Linked DNA regions of Mus musculus: regions 1, 2, 3 and 5 are each linked to region 4. Evidence: chromatin loops called from intact Hi-C (ENCODE). Cell type or tissue: left cerebral cortex. All regions are shown on one strand.

Region 1 (5,000 bases), 1.1 Mb before region 4:
AATTTTAAGACCTCTGCTTGTTTGGGTCAACCCTGCTTGCTCAGGCCCAAAGATTTATTTATTATTGTACATAAGTACACTGTAGCTGTCTTCAGATGTACCAGAAAAAGGTGTCAGATCTCATTATGGGTGGTTGTGAGACACCATGTGGTTGCTGGGATTTGAACTCAGAACCTCCGGAAGAGCAGTCAGTGTGCTTACTCACTGAGCTGTCTCGCCAGCCCCCAAGTATTTTACCTGCATAGGTGTAGTGTACTATCTGTAGAACTTTTGCCTGAGGAAGTCAGAAGAGGGGGCTTGGCCCCCTGGAACTAGAGTTACAGATAGTTGTGAACCGCCATGTGGGTGCTGCAAACCAAACTTGGTTCCTCTGTAAGAGCAGTAAGTGCTCTTAACCTCTGAGCTATCTCTGCAGCCCGCTAGCTTCAGACTTTCCATGTAGCTGAAGATGACCCTGAATTTCTAATCCTTCTTTGAACATCTGAGTGCTGGGATTACAAATATGTACCATCTCACCCAGTTCCAGGTAGTGGTGGGGATCATTTAAGCTAGGCAAGCAGTCTAACAACTGAGCTACACATGCAGCTAGCTCAAGGAATCTTTACAGACTGCACAGACATGCTTATTTTTGCATGGAAAGTTACTATACATGAAGGTAAAAACAAGCTCATATTAACAGATGGAGTACTGCTTCCAAATGAGGGACATTAGGTTTTGCTGTCAAATGGGCCATGAAAAGCCCAGATTTGGGATGTCAGATGTGGTGATGAAGGATTGTGGGTCGGTATTACCAATACACAGTTACAAAGAGCACACAGTTGCAGTAAAGCATAAAGAGGCTTCAGAGGCACAGAGTGGGTGCCAGAGTCCCCCAACTTTCCTGCAGATTGGTGTATTCCGATCTCCTTCAAATACTGTTCTTTTACTATTTCCATAGGCAAGTGTGTCCTGATGCCAACCCACTCGTCACAGAGAATCCCTCTAGGACACTGAAAGGCTCAGCTCTGGAGCCTCAAGCTAAGGCTGACCAGCCCTGAGCCTTAGGCCAGGGGCATGGCATCCCTCCAGGAGCTCCAAGACCCTGCTCCCGGGGAGGAGGAAGGACTCATGATTGTGAAGGTGGAAGACTGCTCCTGGGAACAGGAGCCTGTCCAGCCGGTGGACAGCCGGGATTCCGAAGCCTGCCGCCAGCGGTTCCGACAGTTCTGCTTCAGGGATGCGGGTGGACCACACGAAGCCTTCAGCCAGCTGTGGGAGCTCTGTTGCCGCTGGCTGCGGCCTGAGCTGCACAGCAAGGAGCAGATCCTGGAATTGCTGGTGCTGGAGCAGTTCCTGGCTGTGCTACCAGGGGAGATCCAAGCCCAGCTTCAGAGACAGCACCTTGGGAGCGGTGAGGAAGCTGTCGCTTTGGTGGAAGACATACAGAATCAGTCGTTGAAAGCCTGGCCACAGGTGAGGGAGGGAGCCCTTCCACGTTTGGAGCCTGAAGAATAGAGACCATCTTCATGGAGATGAGTCTCCACAGGGCCCAGAGGGCAGGGGAAAGCCACCAAGTCTAGAGAAGCACAAACAAAATTCCCAATGTAGTCTTCAGTAAAGAGTCAGGTAAAGCCATGCTTCTCATGACTTTATTGGATTTAAAGTCGTTATGGTCCAGAAATGTGGCTTTTGCTGTCGTTGTATGTTTGTTGGTTTTGAGACAGGTTTTCTCTGTGTAGCCCCTGGCTGTCCTGGAGCTTGCTCCGTAAACCAGGCTGACTCACAGAGATCCATCTGCCTCTGCCTCCCAAGTGAGTCCAGAAAGGTTTTAGCTCTACACAACTACTGTGGTTAATCTATAGGGATACAGTATTACACATCAGAGCTCCAGAGGGGTATAAGGAAACAGAACTGTCTAAGGGTAGCCTGCTGTCTTGTGTTCCAGACACTGGCAGATATGCAGATGGTGTACCAGTGCAGCTAGGCTGTGGGATTCTCCCATGGCAGGAGGACCACCCCTGCTCCATTTCTCCCTTGCTAAGGAGCTATAATTCTGGCCTTTTAGTGACTGGTTCTTGTTTCTTTTCTTTTTTTTTATTTTTTAAAGATTTTATGTATGTATGTATTTATTTATTATATGATGAATACACTGTAGCTGTCTTCAGACACACCACAAGAGGGCATCAGATCCCATTACAGATGGTTGTGAGCCACCATGTGGTTGCTGGTGATTGAACTCAGGACCTCTGGAAGAGCAGAGGTCAGTGCTCTTAACGGCTAAGCCATCTCTCTAGCCCTGGTTCTCGTCTCTTGATCATGAAGTGTCCTTGGGTACAAAACACTGCCTGGTATCTCATTCTTTTCTGGACTTTCTGGGCTTCCATTTGGTCCCTACCCCTCCCCAACCCTTAGGCTCCTAAGGGCTGTGTCCCAGAACTCCTTCCCAGGATTAAGTTGTGTCATCCCTGACCTCCAGGCTGGTCTCTGCTAATGGGCGCGTTATGGTTTCTGCGCAGGATGAGCTCTCAGAGGCGGAGCCGAAGGCAGCAGTCCAGGGACTCCAAGCCACAGGGTCTCCCCAGAAGACAGGGGTCCAGAAGCAACTCCCTGCACTCCAAGGGCAGCGCAGCCATGGTGAGTGTGACTCTTCAGTCAGCAGTGTGGCCACACAGGGGCGCTATTCCTCCTCTAGAATTGCCCCAGAGTGACAGGCAGCAGAAGCTCAGTCACACAAGTACCCGCGCGACTGCATCTGACCGGGGTGGGGGTGGGGTGGGGGGAGTGGGGGTGGGTGTGGGTGGGAGTGGGTGGGGGGTGTGGGTGTGGGGGTGTGTGTGCACCTGCAAGTGTAGATGAAGCCATCCGTCTCAGCCCTTGACTTTAGCCTGTATGAAGCTCTGTTCTTTTCCTTCAGCCCAGCTCCCTGTTCTTAAAGAGCGACAGACAGGAGAGGTGTTGGATGGCTGCTTTGACTCTGCAGTTGATGTGAGTTAACAGTCCTTTATTCTCCCAGAGGGCTTGGTGCTGTTGACTGTATAATTTGACCCCTCCTGTCCTCACTCCCACACAGCTGCCTGGGAGACCCGAGCTGGGTCGTATCTCCCCATTCCAAAAATCTGGGTCATTGGGAGACATCCCTTTCTATTGTTCCCGAGAAGAATGGAGCTCCCTGGACCCTGCTCAGAGGAACCTCTTCTGGAACATCAAGAGAAAGAACTCGAGGGATGCTGCCCTTGGTAAGCAGGTCCATCGGGCCCCTCGCTCAGCTGCAATCTGGCTTTGCTTCCCTGGTCAGGTTCTAAAGCTAGCCCTTCCCAAGTCTCCTCAGCCCTCCTGTGATGTTGTGATGTTGAAGTTTCTGTCTCAGTTGTGTGACCAGTTGGTCCATGCCCTCCATGTGCCAGCTCTGGGCCAGCTCCGTGCTGAGGGCTTGCACGGGCATTTTCTCAGTCAAATCTCAGGCTGGCATATTTGCCCCCAGATAAACTCTGGCATTCAGTGAGATCGATGGATCATGTCAGCCACAGAAATGCTAAAAAACAAGAGCCCTTGTTGTACCCCACTATGTGAAGCCTCACCAAGTCAGGCCCTTTCCCAGTATCCCCTGGTCTCATCTTACTTAACTGGCAGCAGTCTGAGTGCTTTGGGGTTCCTCCCCGCTCAAGGCTGCTGTGAGTCGTCTGCGAGGGGACTACAGTAGCTACACAGTCTGATGCCTTCTGTGTACAGAGTCAAGCCAGCTGTGCTTAGTGGACTGGGAGCGTGCTGTTGGCTTTAACTGTGGAGAGTGGGTACTGGCCACAGGGAGAGAACAGGCAGAGAGAGGGTCTGAGAACAGGCAGTGAGCTGATCCTCCTGCACATACCTCTGCAGGAGGATCAGCTCACTGGTGACCCCTGGTGACCTCGAGGCTCCCTCAAAACTGCTCGTTTGCTGCCTTCCATCATCTTCCCATTAAGAGCACTTTTGAAATAAAATTGCATTTTAATATTTTCCTTTGTGTACAATGCAGAGAAGGACATGTGTGGAGGTCGAAAGGATGGTTTTCTAGGCTTGGTTCTACCATGGAGGTTGGGGGTGGGCTCAGGCTTGGTCATTAGGCTTGTTGGCAAGTGACTTTACCCACTGAGGCCATCTTGCTTGCCTATCATCCAATAATTTTGTAAATGTGAAGACCTAGACTTTTTGTGAGCCACAGCAGCCTGAACCTCAAAGCCAGGGAGATGTCCCTACGTCACATTTCTTCAGATCTCTTCCCGAACCAGAATCAAGGAGGACTAAACAGAGGCTTCACCCCTTCTTGCAGGTTTGAGACCCAAAAGCCAAAAGCCCCCTGCAGAGGAGGCAGCGACAGCATTGTTGGGACAGACTGAAGTGCCTATGTCCTGGAATCCCGAGGAGGCTGAGACCGAGGTCTGGGAGAGCGAGAACCCAATGAGGACAGCCCTGGACCCGCTGGTGGGAGCGCGTCGGGGGCGGCCGCCCACTCACAGGCGCCAGTTTCAGAACTTATTGGCGGAGAAGCCCCACAGCTGCGCGCAGTGCGGGAAGCGCTTCCGCTGGGGTTCAGACCTCGCCAGGCACCAGCGCACACACACCGGGGAGAAGCCACACAAGTGCCCTGAATGCGACAAGAGCTTCCGCAGCTCTTCTGACCTAGTGCGCCACCAGGGCGTGCACACGGGCGAGAAGCCCTTCTCCTGTTCCGAATGTGGCAAGAGCTTTAGCCGGAGCGCCTACCTGGCTGACCACCAGCGCATCCACACGGGCGAGAAGCCCTTCAGCTGCAGCGAGTGTGGCAAGAGCTTCGCACTGCGCTCCTACCTGCTAGACCACAGGCGTGTGCACACGGGTGAGCGGCCATTCGGCTGTGGGGAGTGTGACAAGAGTTTCAAGCAGCGTGCACACCTCATTGCGCACCAGAGCTTACACTCAAAGATGGCCCAACCTGTGGGGTGAGCCGATGGTGGGACCTGAGCAGCACCCCCCACCTGCCCGTACCCCGGCCCTCCAGGGGGACA
Region 2 (5,000 bases), 340 kb after region 4:
TCTACTGTGAATCATCTCATGATTAGCCTATTACACACATTACTGACTTTCTGTGTAATAATTAATACAAACAGAAAGTATACTTTATTTGACTGCATGTGTATGATGATATCCTTATTCCATTTGTATCACTTTTTTGGTGTACATATCAATAATATCTAAATTTAATTACCTTCATTTAAGCATTATTGTCTCAAGTTTTCTTTCCTAATCTTTTAACTTTGAAGGGTTCAGTAGCTCCTTTATAATCATTTCCTTTTGTGGTCAGTTTCCCTTTTACTGATACAATGCTAGCAGGACCTTGATAAGGATTGTTTAGTATATCTACAGAATGGGAAACTGTGTGTCTTATCTTACCATTGATTTCTCCTGTTGTTTATTAATGGTTTCAACTGAAATAATTTTGATTTTGAAATCTGGTTTAATATTTTGAAGGTCTAGAATGGTCTGTGCTTTCTCAAAATTCTACCTATAGTCGGGATTACCTTGTTCATAAACACATTGCTTTGAATCTTTACAAATCAGAAACCTTGTCAGTGTTTCCGTGTTTGAAAGAGAACATGCTACCCTTGTGTCATGTCATGTCTGTAATTTGTTTTGATATGCTGTTACTGTTAAGTACCTACCAATCAGTGAGTATTTATTTATCAGTTCAGGAATGTACAGGAAGAAGTTATTTCATACAAAACCGCCTGTGATAGTTGAAACTTATGTGAATTCTTTGCTGTTTCCTTATTGAAGAATCTGTACACTGACTTGCATGGTGAATGCAGGAAGTTTGATCCCTACTGACTCTATGTTCCTCAGCTTTTTCTTTTTCTTTTCCTGAAAGATAAATTACTAGAGAACCTTGAGTGCAGACATTGACTATCAGAAATGAGATTCTTCATGCACATTAATTGAGAATGTTGTTTATTATTAAAAATGTGTAACATGGAGATTCCAGACAGAAGATTGACTTCATAATAAATCTCAAAATATGAGCCAACTATGATGAATAGTGCTCACATACGAGCTGTCACATGTTCTTGACTGTCAGATATCATTCGTCAGCATCTGTCATTTCATTATGTTTTTTGTAAAAGAAAAACTTAGGTTGATATTGAGCAAATGTGGAGACAAATGCATTAAACAGGAGAAAGAATTTCCATCTGTGATTGGAAGGGTGAATGCTCAGACTTTAACTCTAATGTGTGTGTGTGGGTGCAGCAGGTGCATAGACAGCATCAGGAAACCTGATATCAATAGGGTACCTGTGAGATCCTGGAACTCTGGACCCTCTTCCCAATTGGGTTGACAGTTTTTGAACAGGTAATGGCAGAAGGCAACTGCAGAAACTAAGTCAATTCTACTCCTTTCATCTATTTTTTTAAATTTAACTAAGTATATGTATTTTTAAAAATTTATATGTCTGACCATGTTTGAGCAGTTCCTTACTGGATCCTTTTAGCTTGTAAATGGTATCACAGCTGAAGGATAGATTCCTTCCCTTTTTTAAACAAATTCAAAGGAAAAAAAACCACATGATCATCTCATTAGATGCTAAAAAAGCATTTAACAAAATGCAACACCCGATTCATGTTAAAGGTCTTGGAAAGCTCAGTAATTCAAGGCCCGTTCCTAAAAGTAATAAAAGCAATATACAGCAAAGCAATAGCCAACATCAGACTAAATGGAGAGAAACTTGAAGCTGCCAAACTTTTTAATGTGTCTCTGTCACATCACTTCTGTGTGATTGTCTTTCCTGAGCTGGCACTCACCCTGGCACTGTAAGAAATTGTCCTTGGTACTCCATGAATTCTATCTCACTGTTCTTTGATTTAAGTCTCTACAGCAGTTAATTAAGGAATAATTAAGAGCAGGTTACGTGGCTCGGCTGTTAAGAGTGCTTTTCTTCCAGTTTCCAGGTTCTGTTCCCTGTGTTTGCCTGGAAACTTTATATCTATCCATAATTCAGACTCCATCTCTCTTCTGCCACCTAGAGGCTGTGTGCATGAACTGCACAGACCAAGGAGGAGGCAAAAATACTCAACTTAAAATAATAAACCTTATTTAAGAAAAGAAACAAAACGATCTGGAGGTATTGAAAACTGTCAAGATAACAGTAAAGGAAGGAACATAGAGTTGTCACTCCTCTTGTGGGACTGAATATGGAGCCTGGATACGGAACAGGATTGCTGACAGACCCCCTCATGTCAGCATTGGAAGAGTTAAGAGTGGTCCCTGTGTGTGATAAATAAAGTTGCTTTTGTACCTGGACTCCAGAGTGGCAAATATCTCATGTCGATTGTAATGAGGCAAAGCTTTATCATATGGATGATGTAGATAGGTATGTAGCAGTACGTTTTATCAGGATCCATCCTAATTTCAGGGTAATTTATCCAACCAGAAAGTCTTCTCTTACTTAAAAGTTGTCTTGGGACTATTATGCTGGTGAGCCTACTTTGCTGGACATGTTTGTTTTGCAGCACTAACTAGCATTCAGCATCTGAGGACAGCAGCTGATGACTTGTTTGCCCAGTAGCTTACAAGGCCCTGTTAGCAATTTGAATTCTACACCAGCATGTCCATGACTTTCTTAGACAATGAATGCCGGAAAATGCATCTCCGTTAGTAGAATATGTTGGATTAAGGGTTCTGTTTTAATTCTGTCCTACCCAGCAACCTCTTCCATGTTTTTCATATGCAAAGTGCATTGAAACCAAACACATTGAGTGAAATTCTCACTGTCACACTCACTCCAGTGTGTGTGGGACCTAGGCAGCTCCATGGTTCTGAACAGAGGAGGACGTGGTCATGTGTCTCATAGATTTGTGAAAAGTCCCAACAGTGCCACATAGTACCTCTGGGCAAGACCCTCTCTTAATCACCTTTCCCATCCCTTGTTACATTTTCATCCTATTCATCCCACTCATGTTTCATGTATGTTTTGAAGCAGGTTTTGTATTGGTAGCAAGGCTGTCATGTATCCATAATTACAACTGTGCTGGTATATGACAGTATGGATTTCCATAACCCTTCCTCCAGCTTTTACCACCTTTCACCCCCCCCCCCCCACACACACACATCATTCATTATACTCAGTAGTCTCTCAAATGACAATTTTTTGTTGCAAACTATGTTTGTATGATTTATTAGGCTTTCAAGCAGCACCAGGCTATGGTGTAAGTAGAATCATTTCAAGGCAATTCCAGTATATATATATAATCAGGGATAGGTTCTGTCTTGGGCCTGTGATCTTTCCAGTCATTACCTTTTGGCTGGTTTCTAATACCAGCTATGCATTTCCTTTGTGGCTGACCTCAGACCAAACCAGAAAGTCTTCTCTTACTTAAAAGTTGTCTTGGGACTGTTGTGCTGGTGAGCCTACTTTGCTGGACATGTTTGTTTTGCAGCACTAGCTAGCATTCAGTATCTGAGGACAATAGCTCATGAGTTGTTTGCCCAGTAGCTTACAAGGCCCTGTTAGCAATTTGAATTCTACACCACAATGAGTGGTCTGCTGATTTCTCAGCATATTCTCCAGCAATGTATAAAACCAAGTGATATTTTCTTGTAGTTTTATATAGCTTATTAAGAGTATTATCAGAATGGAGCTTTCTTGTGAAATGTTTATAGTTTTTGAATTGAATAATCATGTTTCCCAAATTATGTAATTTGGGAAAAACTGCATCCTTGTTTTCTCTTCTTCTTCTTCTTTTTTTTTTTTTTTTTTTTTTTTTTTTTTTTGGCATATGAAGAGCAATTTTATTGGCGGGGACATTCACAGACACATTTAAGCATCGTTTGCATACGCATTCATGAATACATACGTATATATGAACGGGGAGGGACTACAGGGATGGCGGTTCCATCTTCGCGGTCACATGCGACCCTCCTCTCTCCCAAAGGCGGCCTTTTCAAGGCCTTCTCCTTGCACCTTGGGGTGTCCGTCCGGCGGGGCGGGGTTGGTGGGGGTCGCAGAGACACCTTGACCACCGCATCCACATCTGTGTGCGTGCGTGCATGCGTTGGCGGCTGTGACCTCGCTCCGTGGCTGTGGGCGGTGGCAGTGACCTCACTCTGCGGCTGCGGTGAACGGTCACAGTTCTGCAGCGGGGAACACCGGCGGGCCTCAAGTCACGCGGCGGCGGCGGGGGGAACCGGGGACCCCGGAAACAGCTGCGGGCCGAGGAAGCCCCGTCTGTGCGCGGCAGAGCCTGTCATGGCAGCAGAGCCCGCCCGCTTCTCCCGTGCAGGGCCCGGGAAGGCTGCGTACGCGGCGGTAGAGGCACAAGGAGGCAGAGGGACCTCAGCAGGGCCATGTGCGGGCGGCGGAGGCCGGGTCCCCCCGCAGGGGAGACGGCGGCGAACCGGGAAAGTCCGCGGAGCTGTGAGCACATCCCTTGTTTTCTTTTTTGGTTCATGGAAAATGTTCTAAGTGTTACTTGCTCTTTGTAAGCACTCATACACTGTTATGAGTTAGTGTGAAGCTATTGCACGTCCTTTTCTTTCTTCTGAATACAGTGGAATGATGGAGACTGTGTTCAAATTATGTAACGATTAGTTAGAATGTTGACTATATCTTGATTATGCTGAGGTATATTCCTTCTGTTCTCATATTCTTCAGTGCTTTCATAGTGAACCCGTGTGACATTTTGCCCCAGACGTTTTATGGATGTGTTGACAGGGTGGTGTGTCTTCCCTCACTGGTTTACATATTTTGTGCTTTGAATTATTTGTGTTGTGGATCTTGAAACAGTCTTACATTGTTGGTATGAAATCAACTCGTTCCCTTTCTGTATCCATTAAAGAGAATCTGCTTGTTAATGTAAATCCTTGCAACTACTCTATAACTTTTTCCTTTGTAATTTGTTTTTGTTCATCTGTTTTTTTAAGTCAAGGTAAAGTCAGCTTTGTGTGATGACTGTCTTAACACCCTCTTTCTTTCATTATTCTGCATATTCTGGAATATCCCCTGTTTAAGATTATTACAGGGTTTCTAAAAGAATTGGAGATTT
Region 3 (5,000 bases), 200 kb after region 4:
GAATTCCAGAACCTTATAAATATACATGCAAAAATACTCATAATATACTGACAAGAATAAATAAAAAGTATCACTAAACACAGTCAAGCTGACTGTGTCTGAGAGATGAAGGGATAGTTTAAAATACAAGAATCAATAAAAATAGTCCACCATACTGAAAAAAGAACCGAAGAAAAAAAGGCATGTTCATCTCTTAACATGCAGAAATGGCCTTTGCCAAAATAGAACACCCCTTCTCCATAAATGTCCTGTAAATATAAAAGATTCAGGAGACTTAACTGAACATAATAAAGGCAGATTACACCAACCTTAGAACCAAGATCAAATTAAATGAAAAGAAACTCAAACAATTCCAGTAAAATCTCTATTTAACATAGTACTTGAAGTCTTAGCTAGAGCAGTATGACAGCTGAAGGAGATTAATAAGACACAATTTGGATGGCAAAGAAAGAATTAAAAATACCCTATTTATAATTGATATGATAGTATACATAAGTGACCCAAGAATTTCCACCAAGAAACTCCTATAACTCATAAACACCTTCCTCAAAGTAGTTAAATACAAAATTAATGCACAAAAATCAATAGCCTTCCATTATACAAATGACAAACTGAATAAAGAAAAAAATCAGGAAAACAACACCTTTCACAGTAGCCTCAAAAATATATAAAGTATGTTGATGTTAACTCTATGCTGTTGAGGCTCTGTGTTTTGCTCATATTGTAATGCTAAATAGTGGCCCAAGGCCTGGTTGCCTCCTAGGGATCAGAGATTCTGCAGGTACTCAAGTGATACACTTCATCCTTGCCCCCAAAGTGATCACTGATTGGTGAATAAAGATGCCTACAGCTAAGAGATGGGCAGAAGAGAAAGAGACTTGGTGGGGAGGTGTGTCAGAGAAGAACCCTGGGGAGAAAGAAGGTGGAAGTAGAGGAAGCCACCATGGGCTAAGAGTCTTAGAACAATGGCCATGTTGACTGGCCAATTGGAGTTCAAAGCAGCCCTGATGAAACATGGCAAAATATAGTGGGATTAATAGTTGGGAAATAGACACAGTAATAGCACAGATGATATATACATTCCTAGTTCTAGCACTGATAAAGGCATATTATGAAGATTGTGTATGTCTTTTACCTTGGAAGTGAATGATCAAAACCTGGGTAGAAACAACAGTTGAGATTATATGTTTTCCACAACACATTGCAAACAATTGTAAGACTTCTATGATAAAAGGTTCAAGTTTTTGAAGACAGAAATTAAAGAATATACTAGACTGTGGAAAGATCTCCCATGCTTGTGGATGAGGAGGCTTCACATAGTAAAATTGGCCATCCTACCAACAGAAATCTATATATTCAATGCATTCCTTACCCAAGTACCAGATTCTGAGCTACAGACCAGAGTGATAAAATGAATGCCCTTTCCCGTGAGAATTCAAGTATTACCATGTCCATTTTCCTTACCATTCTGATCCCGAATCCATGAATCCCATCTGCATGGAATTTTAAGTAGTATAAACTCAGATCAGAAGGCATTTTATTTTTCCTGGCTATCAAAATTCTGTTGTACTATCACTGTATTTTTGCTTACAGGAACTGGGGCTGACGCTGGTGTTTTCATTCATGTTATGATTGTCAGACAATTTATAGGAAAATATTTGTGCAAACTATTTGCATTATCTATTTTCTTTGCTATTGTGGCCATGACAAATATCTTGGAGTTTAACTTTATCAGTGCTTTCCACTACCCTGTTATACAGCTTTTGTTTCTACAGAGTGACCTTTGTCCCTGGAGCTCCCCAGAGAGCTTGCAGAGCACCCTCCCATCATTCTCTGTCCCATCTGTCTTTATCCACATTTTCATCTCAGTGGTCCCTCTTATACTTCATGTATGCTTTGATACATGGTTTGGAAGGAAGCCAAACTTTGTGAGTCATTTTTAGTATTGTGTGTTGGGGTGCAACATAAGAAATTGGAATTTATCTCTTAAACTCTTGTCTCCCTTGCCTCTACCTCCCTAGTGCCTCTCCCTGCCCTCCATTCCTTTCCACCCTCTTTCCAGGAGGGCATGGCCAGCCTCCACTTACCTACTCTCTCCTTCTGTCTTTCTCTGCCTCTACTACTCTCTTAACTCCCATCCGCATGCCCTAAATAAACTCTATTCTATACTTTAAAAAAAAAAAGAAAAGGAATTTAACGCCTAGGTTATATTTTGCTGTGCGATTGTAGCCGAGGAGGCTAGCGTCCCAAGCTAAGAAGTTGGGCTGCCTATTTATTATCTGAGGGTTTCAGAACTACCTCTCAGATGTCAGAGTGCAGCATCATACAGAACCAGTTTTTCCTAGTCTGTCAGCAAGCAGCAGGGAGGTTGTGCAGAGCAGGTCCACAGGTGGAGCTGTGAGGCAGGAAGCCAATGACTGAGTGGGAGGGAATGGAATCCCCGGGGCAGGGATAAAGGCAAGACCAGGACATTGACCAGACAGGAAAAAAAGTATTAAAAATTAAGGTTGAGAAAGCGCTTGCTCACAAAGTGTTTGGGGGAACCACGTGACCCTAAGTATGGTTTATTGGGCGGGTCTAGGAGAACAGCTCCTAAGATCCAGGCCGGAGTGACAGGAACTTCCACCAATCAACTTTCTACCTTTCGGTTTCTGCGTCCTAGCTGTCTCTGGACCCGGAAAAGTCTCCTCAGAAGCATTTCCGTGGCGGAGGGCCTGGGGAGGCGGCAGTCGGCAGTGCAACTGTTGGCACAGCAGCCCGGCGGCCCCGAAAGGTCCCAGGTTAGAGGCGCTGCGGGGCTGGGAAACGGGAGGGAGCGGAGCAGCGGGGTGTTTTCCTCAGCTGCTCTTAAGGACGCCGCTCTCACAGTTCTGTCATTGGTTTCTTACCACTGACCGGAAGTTTCAGATCCTGTGACCTGGGATTTATCGTGATTCTTTAAAAATGTATTTTACAATTACTGGAATATTCAGTCATAAAATCACTGGTAAACCAGAACACCCTCCCCGCCCCAACCTAAGCTCCCTGGGACTAAACCACCAACCAAAGAGTAGACATGCAGGGACCCATGGCTCCAGCTGCACACTTAGCAGGAAATGGCCTTATTGGTCATCACTGGGAGGGGGAGCCCCTTGGTCCTGTAGAGGCTCAATGACCCAGGGTAGGGGAATGCTAGGGCGCTGAGGTAGAAGTGAGTGGGTAGGTGGGGGAGCACACTCATAGAGGCAGGGGGATAGTGGGTTTGTGGAGGAGAAACTTGGAAAGGGGATAATATTTGAAATGTAAAAAAAAAAAAAAAAAAAAAAAAAAAAAAAAAACCAATAAAAACACGAAGAAAAAAAAACTTGTTATAGAGCGGTTGCATTATCTATTTCCTAATATGACAATTACAAAGATAGTGGAAAGTAAATTTGTTCTTGCTTTCTTGCCTTGTTTTACTAATTGCTTGTTCAAGAGAATGCCTTTGGCCCGGTTAATAGGCATCCACAGAGAGCTTTGCATATAATATTATATGAGGAAACAGTGCCCATTTATTGAACCAAAAATATAGTTTATCGAGCCCTACTGTTATGGGTGTAAACACTAATATTTACTAAGCAGACTTTTTAGTGGCCATGAACTTTTTAATCAGAATTGTATGCAGTTTAGGATGTAAGTAAAACATTCAGAAATATGTCTTCATATGCTGAGTTCTTATGTTACTCCTTGGGTCCAGGCAAGCCCAATATTGCAGTCTCTTAAACCAGACTATAGATTAAAATAAAGTTTTAGAAAACATCTTTTGAATAATTATGATCACTTCCCTGTATCAGAAAATTGTCTCTTTGGTTGAAGGAAAGCACTTTGCCCTCACATAGGTGGCCAAGCTGTTGTTTTTTACTTTAGGGTTTGTTATCATTCAGTGCTGTGTCTGTGGACTTCTAGTAGGAGAAATGGGAATTCCTAGACCCTGCAGACAGGGCTTTTGGCAGAGATCTCTTTTGGACAGTGCAGCAGTCTGGTTTCTGTTAATGACAATAGTTTTCCTGAAGTCTCCCTAGCTCTTCCTCAGAGTTCAAGGGAGAATGACTGTTCATGTGTCTGAGCCTACATGCTTAGAGGAAAAGAGACATTTTTATTTCTGATATTTTCTCTCTCCTTCATGTTTATCCTTTTTTAGGCATCCTTTATTTTTGTTCCATGAAAAGTTCTGGGTGCTTTCTGAAGACTCTTTCCCTTGTGCAGGTATCACACTCATCAGGTAGTTCAGCTCACCTGTGAAACTGAGAACCCTGGATGGTGAAGAGAGGAAACTAGCAAAGGATCCAGGTATGTTAGAGAGAATGAAGAAGGGATGGGGAGGGGCTCAAGTCCCAGTACAAAGAGGACATGAGATTTGTTTTGCCAGATTCTATTTCATTCTAAATATTTCTAGATAATTGCAGTGAGAATAACATCAGAATATTCCCACTGTAATTTTTAGAAGACCTTTTATGGAAGAATTAATTCACAGAGGCACATGTAATTTAATTGGTTTGTATGTGAGGGATATTGTCCCCCTCCCATTCACATCCCTAATCATATCTTTTTACCAGTATTAAATATTTTCTTTGTTACAATTTTAATGTATTGTTTAGTCAGAACACTTGATGCCTGTTAGTTTTTTTTTCTGCTCATGGAGTTTTGGAGCATTGTGTAGTTCCTTTCAGTTGTTCTATCTTTTATGGTTAATTTCTCAGTTCCCTAAAATAATGCCAGCAAGATTTTGATAAGATTTGTTTAGAAACTTTGCATAGTATTAAACTCTGTCTATATTACCTTCCCACTGATACCTGCTGTAGTCTGTCTTCTTGTTGGTTTTGCAAGATTTGCATTGCTATAATTTTAATATACTTTGAAATCACCCTTGGGTTTGATACTTCTCTCATATATTTAAAATTTTTTGTGGTTTCTCATTTTATAAATTTTTGGAATGATTTGTCTATATTTAAAAATGTCTCTGTGATTTTGGTATTTTACAT
Region 4 (5,000 bases):
CCTGAAGAGGTCTCTTCCACTCAGATTCAGACAGCTTGCCTTACAGCTGCAGCTGCCAGGCTGGCTTTGGACCTACTCTGCACAGCCTCCCCACATGATTTCTGACAGCCTAGACCTGAACTAGTAGGACACTGCACCCAGATATCTGAACCTCATAGTAAAGTCTCAAGAAATCAAGTCTCTCAGCCCATTCAACCCTACTGCTGAATTCATCCTGGGCTTTCATCACTAGATAGTGATACTGTGGTAGTGCTAAGTCAGGAACGATTTTGTCTTCTGGGAATCACGTAAAGGGAGCTCTACTATGGGAAACAGAAAGTCCTTTTTGAAAACTCAGTGGTTTATGGAGAAGCTGGTGGCTATCTAAGATGCAGAAATAAGCAGTGTTATTTGGCTCTGTCTTAAAGAATTCAGTTGTACAGTGCTCACAAACAAATAGAAAGTGAACAACTCTATTGTACTAAAAAATGGGTTAAGATGGAAGTAAGAAAGAAACTAAACCTAGACAACAAGAAATAATCTTACTCAGGGCTGAAATCAATTATATAGAAATATAGAAACAATACAACTAATCAATGAAACAAAGAGTTTGTTCTTTGACAAAATCAACAAGATCAACAAACCCTTATCCAAACTAACTATAAGGGTGAGAGAAAAGATCTAAATTAACAAAATCAGAAACAAAAATGTGGCATAACAACAGACCCAGAGGAAAACCAGAGAATCATAAAGCACATTTAAAATGTCTACTCCACATAATTGATAAAAATCTAAAAGAAATGGATAATTTAAGTAATAGCTTCCATATTCTAAAGTGAAATCAACATCAGATAAACAAATAGACCAATTTAACCCCTCGTAAAACAGATGCAGTCCTTAAAAGTCTCACAACAACAATCTTTTGATTTTTGTGCATTAATTTGGTCTTCAGTTATTTTGGGGAAAGTTTTCTCTCAGTTGTAGAAGTTCCCTGGTGGAATTTTTTGGGTCACCTATATATACTGTCATATCATTTACAAATAAGATTTTTACTTTTTCCTCTGTAATCCAATGTTTATTTTCTTTATTTCCTTCAGCGGTCTTCTTGTGCTAGCTAAGAATTCAAGTTTCATATTGAATAGACATCGTGGAGAAAGTGAATGGCCTAGTTTGTTCCTGATTTTATTGCAATTGCTTTGAATTTCTCTTCATTTAATTTGATATTGGCTGTAGGCTTCCTGTAAACGGACCCATTTCTCAATGCTTTACTTACATCCTAAACTGCATACATCTCAGATGAATAATTCATGGGCAATAAAAAGTATGCTTAATAAATGTTAATGTTTACTGCAATAACTGTAGTGCTCCATACGGTCTACTTTCTAGTAACCTCCCCCCAGCCTGAAGCAGGCTAAGCCAGACCTTGAACTTGCTGCCACTAAGGAGATTACCTTGGGTAGAGCCTTCCTACCTAGATCACTCTATTGTTCAGCCACTGCTGCTACCAGCTGGGACGGAGACTATTCCTGCAGCTGGTTCCAGGCTCCAAGGATGAACTGGCGGGAATGGGCCTCCCCCACCCCCACCACACCCCCCCCCCCCTTTATAAGCGCATTTGCCATTAAACATTTGAGCTTTGATCAGGAATCTTGACTTAGCTCCATTTTTCTCTCCACCGCCTAGTTCCCCTCTCTTTTCAGCCCCAGCTTGGCTTCCAGGTGAAATCCGGTTCATGTGAGCCGCGGTCGGCTTCCAACACTTCCTGGTTCAAAAAAAAATCTGTACCGTTTCCTCATATGACAATTATATACAAAGCTCTTGGAGGATACCTATTAACCAGAGCCAAAGGCGTTCTCTTGAATAAGCAATTAGTAAAACGAGGCAGTTAGAAAGCATGAATGAATTTACATTCCAGGAACTGTTACAATAACTAACAGCATATAATAATGCAACTGCTCTACCAGATATTTTATGGGTAATTTTATGACTGAATATTCTGGTAAATGTACGATGAATGAAAAAAATCACGATAAATCCCAGTTCACAGGATCTCAAACTTCCTGACAACCGTAAGATATCCACAACAGAATTGGGAGAGCAGCGTCCAGGGAAACCATCCCCCCCCCCCCCCTTACCCCCACCTCGGCTCCCGCCCGTTTTCCAGCCCCGCAGCGCCTCTGACCTGGGAGGTTCCAGGGCCGCGGGGCTGCGGTGTCCGCCGCTGCACAGCTGACGGCTGACTCTTCCAGGCCCGAGTTTTCCCTAGGTCCAGAAATAACCAGGACAGGAAAACCAGCCCCCGGTTAGAGAACAAGTTGTTCACTTAAGTACCTAAGGGAATGGTGAATTTTCCTATCTGACTTGATCTTTGGAGCTGCTCTCCTAGACCCGCCCACTACGGCCCCGGTTCCGGTCACGTGGTTCCCCCCAAACACTTCAAGCCAGGCGCTTTCTTTTCCGTAATTACTTTCCTAGACCCTCTGGTTTTTTCTTTTTGCTGGCCCCCTCCCCGCCCGACAAGTACCCACGCCCCAGGGAGGTTCCGGCCCCTCCCACTCAGTCTCAAGCAGCCTGCTACAAAGCTCCAGCAGCCAGGCTGCCCTAGACCTGCTCTGCACAGCCTCCGATATGCTTTCACACCAGAACAGGATAAGTAAGGACGCTGCACCCCAATATCTGAGTCCCAATTGAGTTCTGAACCCCTCAGATAAAAGATGGGCAGCCTAACTAAGAAGTTAAGATACAAGCCTTCTGAGCTTTTAAAAACGCTCAGCAAATGGCAACCAATACCCACAATTCTGATTTCTTTCCTTCCATTCCCTACACAAAATACTAAAAGTAAGTAAAAAAGCCTGGCTTCTTCCCAAAGCCAGTCTTAAAACATGTGAAATACAAGAAAGACTAATCATATGAAAATGTGGATAAAAACGTATGGGACAGATAATAATAAGAGGAGAGCTGTGCAAGCTCACGGGGGAGCTGCAGGGGTAAAGGACACTTGGTAGAAACTGCAAGTGGTAGAACAGGGCACTTGGAAAGCATGAATAAAGTTAAACTCCAGGAGCATTGTCCTGGCCACAATAGCAAAGAGACTAGGTAATGCAAATACTTTTCCCGAATATTTCTCTGTAAATAGCATAGCAACCATAATATGAATGAAAACATCAGCATAAGACCCAATTTGTGTAAGTGAAAATATAATGATAGCACAACAGAATCTTGATAGCCAGGAAAAAATAAAATGTGGTGAGTTTGCATTATTTAAAATTTCAAGCACAGGGGATTCATGGTCAGGATCAGGATGGTAAGGAAAATGAACATAGAAATGAATGGATTTTCAAGGGGAAGGACATTTGTGCCTAGCACATCACTTTATCACTCTGGTCTGTAAGATACAGGCTGGAATTTGGATAAAGAATGTGTTGAATATGTAGACTGCTTTTGGTAGAATAGCCATTCTACTTCCTAATTGTCTTCTTCAATTTCCTTTCTTCAAAGACTTGAAGTTGTATCATACAGGTCATATACTGGTTTGGTTAAAGTTAACACCAACATACTCTTTTTTTTTTTTTTTTTTTTTTTTGAGGCTATTGTGAAAGGTGTTGCTTTCCTAATTTTTTCCCTTAGTCCCTTTGTCATTTGTATATAGGAAACCTATTGATTTAATAGCTTTAATTTTGTATTCAGCTACTTTGGGGAAAGTGTGTTTGAGTTATAGAGTTGCCTGGTGGAAATTCTTGGGTCACAAGTATACTATAATATCATTTGCAAATAAGGGTATTTGACTTCTTCCTTTTCAATCTACTGTGTATCTTTTTGTATCTCTCTCAGTAGTCTTAACTGCTTTAGCTAAGACTTCAATTATTTTATTAAATAGATATGGAAAGTGTGGATATTCTTGGCTTGTTCCTGATTTTAGTGGAAGTGCTTTGAGTTTCTCTTCATTTAACTTAATCCTGGTTCCAGGATTAAGGCAGACTGTAACCTGCCTTCATTATGTTTAGATGTGTCTCATATCTTTTATCTCTACAGGACTTTTATGGAGAAGGGATATTCAATTTTGTCAAAGACCTTTTTTGCATGGAATGAGATGATCATGTCTTTTTGCAATATTGTATAGTGGTTTATATTTGTTGATTTTTGTACATTGAACTACCCCTTCAAAGCCTATTTGATCATGTTTGGTGATATTTTTGATGTGATCTTGGAATCTCTCTGCAAGTATTTTATGAGTATTTTTGCATGTATGTTCAAATGAACGAGCATTTGTGCCTGACACATCACTTTATCACTCTTGTCTTTAACATACAGGCTGACAAATGTTGTCAAGTCTATCAGCAACAAATCAAATATTCTTGCACCAGTGAGAGATGCTGTTTTTCAATTTCAGCAGTATTGTTTATTGCAAATGAATGTGTTCCGTGACATAATCCTTTCCATATCTTCAATTGAAAACAAAAAAACAGAACTGCAGCTTCAAATTCATGGAGATTAAGAGGGTATTCTGGGAAGGCATGAATAAACCAGGGTTTTATATGTTTCTTCTATGAAATCCACGATGCATGGCTTTTATAAAATCTGGAATTGACACTTCCTCAAATGCACAGCTACTTATGAACAGACATTTTTCTACATTTCTGAGCCTTCCATTCAAAGGTCACTATCACTTGTTTCAACATGAATTGTTTAAAGTAAGAAAAGCTCAAATAGCTATGTGTGCTGTTCAGAAAGTAGGACTCTAGTTTGTCGACCTCAGAATTCTAGTCTATATTTACTAAGGATATTCTCTCTGAGACAGAGATTTTCTCATCTCCCAGGTCTATCCTGCTTTTTCCATATCTCTGTGCTAGAACCATGTGAATCTATTTTCCAGCTGTCTTCCCCTAGCACAGAGGCTTAGAAAATACAATATTCATGAACAGTTGGACATACACTAATGTCAGCAGAGCATGGAATGATATTTTTAAAGGCTTGAAAGAAAATAAATGTCAACTGTAGCATTATATCCAGAAAAAAAAAAA
Region 5 (5,000 bases), 1.1 Mb before region 4:
CAATAGACTCAGTCAGAGGGGACTCACACTGTCATAACTGGAGTTACGGAACAATGCTCACAAAGCAGCTACTTTCTGAGTCTGTATGCTCACGAGTGACAGACACCCTGGCTGCACAAGCCCAAGTACCCATTGCCTGACTGATCACTTTATTTGATGGTAAAATTGAGACAGATAAATGAGCTCTAACTACCCCTAGGATATTGGGCAGCTATTTGGTACTGTTAAAGCCCTGTTTTGTTTGTTTGTTTGGTTTTTTTTTGTTTTATTTTTAAATCACAGCGAATGTTTCTTTCTTTTTTTAAAATTTAAGTGCCGTTTTTGATGTTCTTTTTTTTTTTCTTCTATGAATAAGCAAAGACATTGGTGGTTGGGGCAATTTGAATTCTTAATTGGCAGCTCCCAGACTTTCCTTGCTGCCCCTAACTTCCTTGAGAGAAAGGACTGTGCCAGTCAGATCGGCAGCCAAACTGCCCCCACACCAGCTCTGCTTGCCTGTAACACGCGCCAAAAGCCTTAGGACAATCACACAGCGCACATTGTTTCAGTTTGCAAGGGCATGGCTTCAGCCTGGACAGTTTCTGTTTGCACCAGTCTTTTTGCACAAGCCTGGGAGGCCTCTCGGTGATTCTGCAAGCATCTTCATCCAGGACAGAAAGGGAGGAAACACATTTCTTGTAATCTAGCAGAGGGACCACTGTGATTAGCGCTAAAGAGAAAATGTTGTGATCGGTTTAAAGGCAAGCATTCATTTGCATGTGAGGTGTGCTTTGATTGGTGTAAACCCTCCTTTCCTGGTCAGGTGTTCCAGCTCCTTTGGATCATCCTGCTGCGAAATTTTCTCCTAATGTGGTTTCTCAGCCGGCCCGTCTTGTCTTGCGTACTTTAGTAGTGCAGAGTGAGCTGTGACCATGCAGAGACTGTAGAGCAGCGGTAGGTGCTTCCCCATTGGTGGGAACTGGTGGGTGCTGGGGGCTGCTCTTGACCCCACACACTGCCCTCAGACCCAGAGAGCTATAAAAGCTGCCAAATACCAGCCCTTGATTTTCTCCTTGCCTTCCCATAATTAATATTTGGGTAACAAAAAGGAGCCAGTCAGAGACTTCATACCTCCTCGAGTGCTATAGCCAATTAATGGTTGCTGGGATGGGGAGGTCACGCTCCACACTCATGCAAGCAGCCCTATTAAAACTCAGTGGGCTACAAACCAAAAAAACCCAAACTAAGAAGCATGCAAGCAAAACAACAGACACGAAAATAGGAGAGAGGCTCTTTCGGGAATAAGTGGGAACCAGCTGGAGTGGGTGGAAAATGGAGGAGTGAGATGACCAACATACGTTATATAAATGCATGAAATTGTCAAAGAATGAATTTTAAAGGGACGCCCACTAGATAGCAGGTGGGTGATGAAATTGTGGCCACCTGCTGGGTTTTGGGTTTGGTCTAGAGGCCTCTCATAGGCCTAGAGGAGACCCATCCTTTAAGAACCATTGCAGGGAGATACGCCTTGTTCTCCTTATTTTCACTAACCTACACTCCTTCACATGGACTTCATTGGCTAAAAACAGTTCTCGAGTTTCCTGTCCCTGGAAAAGATGTGATCGCTTGAAAGCGAAGCTTCTACCTTTCAGAGCAGTTGCCCTTGAGTGCCTATCCAGATTTCTGACCTCAGTGCGTCAAACACTGGTCTCCTAGCGGCTGCTCAGCTCGCACCTTGGTAGATCTAAGCCCGCGTGCACTCCTCCAGTCCATGTGGCTGAGTTCCTCACTAGATGGTCCTGCGCTCTTTTTGTTTTCCACTTGGAATTTTCTCCACCAAGAGAGAAAAGAACAATAACGTCTCTATGACTTCTTGGCCAGAGGCTTGTTATACAGCTCGGTTAGCTCAGTCGGTAGAGCATGAGACTCTTATTCTCAGGGTTGTGGGTTTGAGTCTCCCGTTAGGCGTCATTGTTTTGCCATCGGGGATTGCCACATAAACAGAGAAACATTCCTTAACTAGTTAGAATTCTAAAAATAACGGAAATAAAAACACTGGGAAACTGGACCCCATTCAGGGCTCGTCCGGGATTTGAACCCGGGACCTCTCGCACCCGAAGCGAGAATCATACCCCTAGACCAACGAGCCACACAACTGCTACTTCCCTACATTTCCTTAAATGCTTGTATTCATTCCCAAATGAGTAGCGCTCTGCCCCTAGCAAGAGCTCTCGAGTGGGGATAAAAATTTGGGAGTTTACCACAGAGCCGGCTCCAAAGTAGCCTGTACTTCGGGAGAGAAGCTACACTTTGGGAAGTCCTTGCCTGGCGGCTGAGACTGCTGTTGAGGCTGTGTCTGTGACTAGAGAGCAAGATGGAGGCAAGGAACAGCCATTAAATAAGCCTCCCCACTAACTCTTCCCAAACAGGGCCAAACAGCCCCACTGGTCGCGCGAGAATGGGGGACGCAGTTACAGTTCAGCCAGTTGGCTAATGTATAGGATTCACGCCTCACTCCCCTGGAGTCTGGTTCCATTGGTCTCAGCCATAACATTTTGTCTGCATCTGGAAGGTTTGGCCCCAGGGTACGATCTCTATGGGCAAGTCGATGGGAATACTATGGGAATACTAAAAGGCCCCTTAGAAGGAGCTGAATTATCTGACAACTCTGATCAAAGAAAGCAGATACCCAACTGGCACGTGGTGGCCTAGCCAGCACAGTGGGTGGAGCCTGGGACCTGGCCCACTGGAGTGCCACTGTGAATTCTTGCCCCACTCTGGATTCCAACACCATTGGGCTGGTTTGCCCCTGCATACTGAGAAGTTGCCTGGAGGGACTCAGTGACAGAAACCTGTTGCTCTGCCCCCTTAATAGGAAAGAAAAGCTGAGGGAGTTTCTCCAGCATTTGACCCTCTTACACTCTAACTAAACAAGACTCCTAGACTAGGCCAAGGAGCCCATACACACCCTTGCTTCTCGTCCACTTTTGGTTGTCCTTGTGCCTGGCTCCACAGTCTGGACGCAACTCCCTATGAGGTCTCATTCTGAGAAAGGTTGATTCGGTTGAGGTCTGATCAAACAGAATTGGGTGGAGGGATCCCACAATTCAATAGTGTGGGAGTCTCAGTTCTGTACTAGGCTGTAGCCGGGTGGGAAGTGGGTAGTAGGTTCCTTCTAGAGGTTCCCAGCGCAGCAGTGGAGCAGAACCGCAAGAGCCCAGGCTCTGGACTTCTAAACTGTCCACCCTTTCTGCTAACCTGAACTGTCTTGTATGTATTGGACAAGACCTCTTGCCTGTGTGGTGGTCAGCTTGGTTCTCCTAGAACTTTAGTTCAGGGTCCCTGCAACCTAGACTGATCCCCAGCCTTGGCTTCCACAGTGCAAGGATGACAAATATGCAGTTTGGGGGTCTTGAAACTCTTCCCAGCTCACAAGGAACCTCCTTTTGGCGAACCTCCAGTTCAAAGCTTGGTTATTTCTCACCTAATCCACTTAGGAGCAGTCTGGGATTGTACACTTGTAGCAGGGTGTCTTCTTTGGGGCTAGCTCAGGGAATAGAACAAGAATCTGTCTCAAAGATGAGAGAAACAGAGCTATTGATATCTAGGATTCCATTTCTTTTTCTTGCCACACGACCCCAAAACCAAACCAAACTGCCGCCGCCACTGCCACCACCACCAGAAGCCCTCCATGTTTTTGAGGGTAGTGCAGGCTGGCTTCAAACTCACTGTGGAGTCAGAGATGACCTTGAACTCCTAATCCACATTACCTCACATCTCAAGTATTGCTATTTTAGGTTTTTCTTGTCACGCCTGGCTAAAACTCTATTTTAAGGACTTTAAATCTATGTAGCCAAGTTATAAGTTTTTGGCTTGTCAGTTTTGTATTTTGTTTTGATTGGCATTTATCATTTAAAAATGAATGCTGTCTGCACTTCCCTTTGTGATCTCTAACGTCAGTACCCTGCCTAGAATGTCTTCTACTCTAATGACAGGTAACCCCATCTGTATTCTGTCAGGCATTTAGAGAATGAAAATTTTGCCAGCTCATCATCAACTTGGTTTATGTCGCTGGACTAGCTTCCGCTTTGGAAATCCCATAGCGGCTGTGAACCGGTGAATCCTTACGGTTCTTGTGCACAGTGATAATGACTAACCTAAGAATTGAGAATAAAAGTAAACAGTGACTTTAGCTCATTCAGAGAGAGGGGAGGGGAAACAATGCTGGGTCATTGGTCTATGGGCATGATTCTCTCTTTGGGTGAGAGAGGTCCCGGGTTCAAATCCCGGATGAGCCCAGTACCAAGGCGTTTTTGACTTTTTGCAACTTCACCTTACCGTTTCTTTCTGTAACAGCAGAAGGAGGAGGAGCAGATTCGGGGAGCGGACCTATAAAGCTTCTGAAAGCAGAGAGAAGAGAAACGCGGACTTTAGCAGATAGAATTTAGATTGGACTCCTAGACCTCAGGCACATCATAACAGAGACAACTAGCGCGAGGGAAGGGATGCACTTTCAACCCAGATTTCTTGGATATTAGGAGGTTAAGTGAGGATGGACCACCCGTCTCCGCACTCTGGGCGTGGCCCTGTTTTCTCAAGGCAACCTCCTTCATCTGGTGAGAGAGAGCACAGCAACTGCCCCCAGTGCGGGAGCGGGAGCGGGAGGGACATTGGTGGCCTGATGCATGAGTTGTTGCCCTTAAATCAAACTCTTTTCCTTTCTTTTTCTTCTCCCCTCCCCTCCCACCTCTCCTTTTCTTTTCTTTCTTTCGAGATATAATCCATCTATGCAACCTTGTCTGTCCTGAAATTCGCTGTGTGGATAAGGATGGCATCGAAGATTAAAGGTGTGAGCCTTCTTGATTTTGACAGGGATGGGCAGATGGAATACAAAAATGGAAGAAGTGGCGAGGGGCTTGGTAAAGCTGGCACTCACCTGACATTTACTGAGCTCTGGCGCTGCTGCGTGGCAAGGACCCTCCACGCAGCCACCCCTTGACTCCTAGGGACTCCGTCTAATC

Evidence for each region. Hi-C counts contacts between places; a loop is a spot of excess contacts. Peaks named below come from ENCODE experiments on the same cell type or tissue, not always from the same donor. Only the 100,000 strongest peaks of a DNase experiment are listed, where the experiment ranks them.
Region 1: a loop joins it to region 4, with 4 times the contacts of the local background. A loop is called at or near these places in 5 of 42 quality-filtered maps.
Region 2: a loop joins it to region 4, with 6 times the contacts of the local background. A loop is called at or near these places in 23 of 42 quality-filtered maps.
Region 3: it touches region 4 in a loop (2.3-fold over the local background); 10 of 42 quality-filtered maps call a loop at or near these places.
Region 5: it touches region 4 in a loop (4-fold over the local background); 3 of 42 quality-filtered maps call a loop at or near these places.

Annotation. Positions count from the first base shown.
Region 1 is chr17:23,557,598-23,562,597 of GRCm38, reverse strand. It overlaps Zfp213 (zinc finger protein 213), which reads left to right. Exons shown (of 6, transcript NM_001033496.3): 2 at 938-1,452; 3 at 2,496-2,613; 4 at 2,894-2,964; 5 at 3,050-3,215; 6 at 4,286-5,000. The coding sequence starts at 1,054. The coding sequence ends at 4,938. All of the region lies in intron 1 of 6330415G19Rik (RIKEN cDNA 6330415G19 gene), which reads right to left. Among named protein-coding and RNA genes, the nearest start is that of Zfp213, 4.1 kb to the left of the region's middle. In left cerebral cortex, a CTCF peak has its summit at 2,635; a DNase peak (open chromatin) is centred at 2,640.
Region 2 is chr17:22,080,381-22,085,380 of GRCm38, reverse strand. No RefSeq gene overlaps it. Among named protein-coding and RNA genes, the nearest start is that of Zfp947, 83 kb to the left of the region's middle. In left cerebral cortex, a CTCF peak has its summit at 1,994 (motif pointing left); DNase peaks (open chromatin) are centred at 1,978, 2,748, 3,400 and 4,134; H3K4me3 peaks cover 1,275 bases; H3K27ac peaks cover 1,078 bases.
Region 3 is chr17:22,223,319-22,228,318 of GRCm38, reverse strand. It overlaps Zfp994 (zinc finger protein 994), which reads left to right and starts at 2,705. Exons shown (of 5, transcript NM_001205095.1): 1 at 2,705-2,780; 2 at 4,225-4,308. In left cerebral cortex, a CTCF peak has its summit at 2,411; a DNase peak (open chromatin) is centred at 2,629; H3K4me3 peaks cover 1,351 bases; H3K27ac peaks cover 318 bases.
Region 4 is chr17:22,421,591-22,426,590 of GRCm38, reverse strand. Zfp946 (zinc finger protein 946) reads right to left here and starts at 2,389. Exons shown (of 7, transcript NM_198003.3): 1 at 2,162-2,389. In left cerebral cortex, no CTCF peak of the experiment used is centred here; DNase peaks (open chromatin) are centred at 1,624 and 2,405; H3K4me3 peaks cover 1,847 bases; H3K27ac peaks cover 1,191 bases.
Region 5 is chr17:23,538,043-23,543,042 of GRCm38, reverse strand. It overlaps Gm41543 (a long non-coding RNA gene), which reads left to right and starts at 4,370. Exons shown (of 2, transcript XR_876659.3): 1 at 4,370-4,595; 2 at 4,852-5,000. It overlaps n-TPcgg1 (a tRNA gene), which reads right to left and starts at 2,128; the gene lies at 2,057-2,128. In left cerebral cortex, no CTCF peak of the experiment used is centred here; DNase peaks (open chromatin) are centred at 521, 1,416, 2,036 and 4,314; H3K4me3 peaks cover 790 bases; H3K27ac peaks cover 753 bases.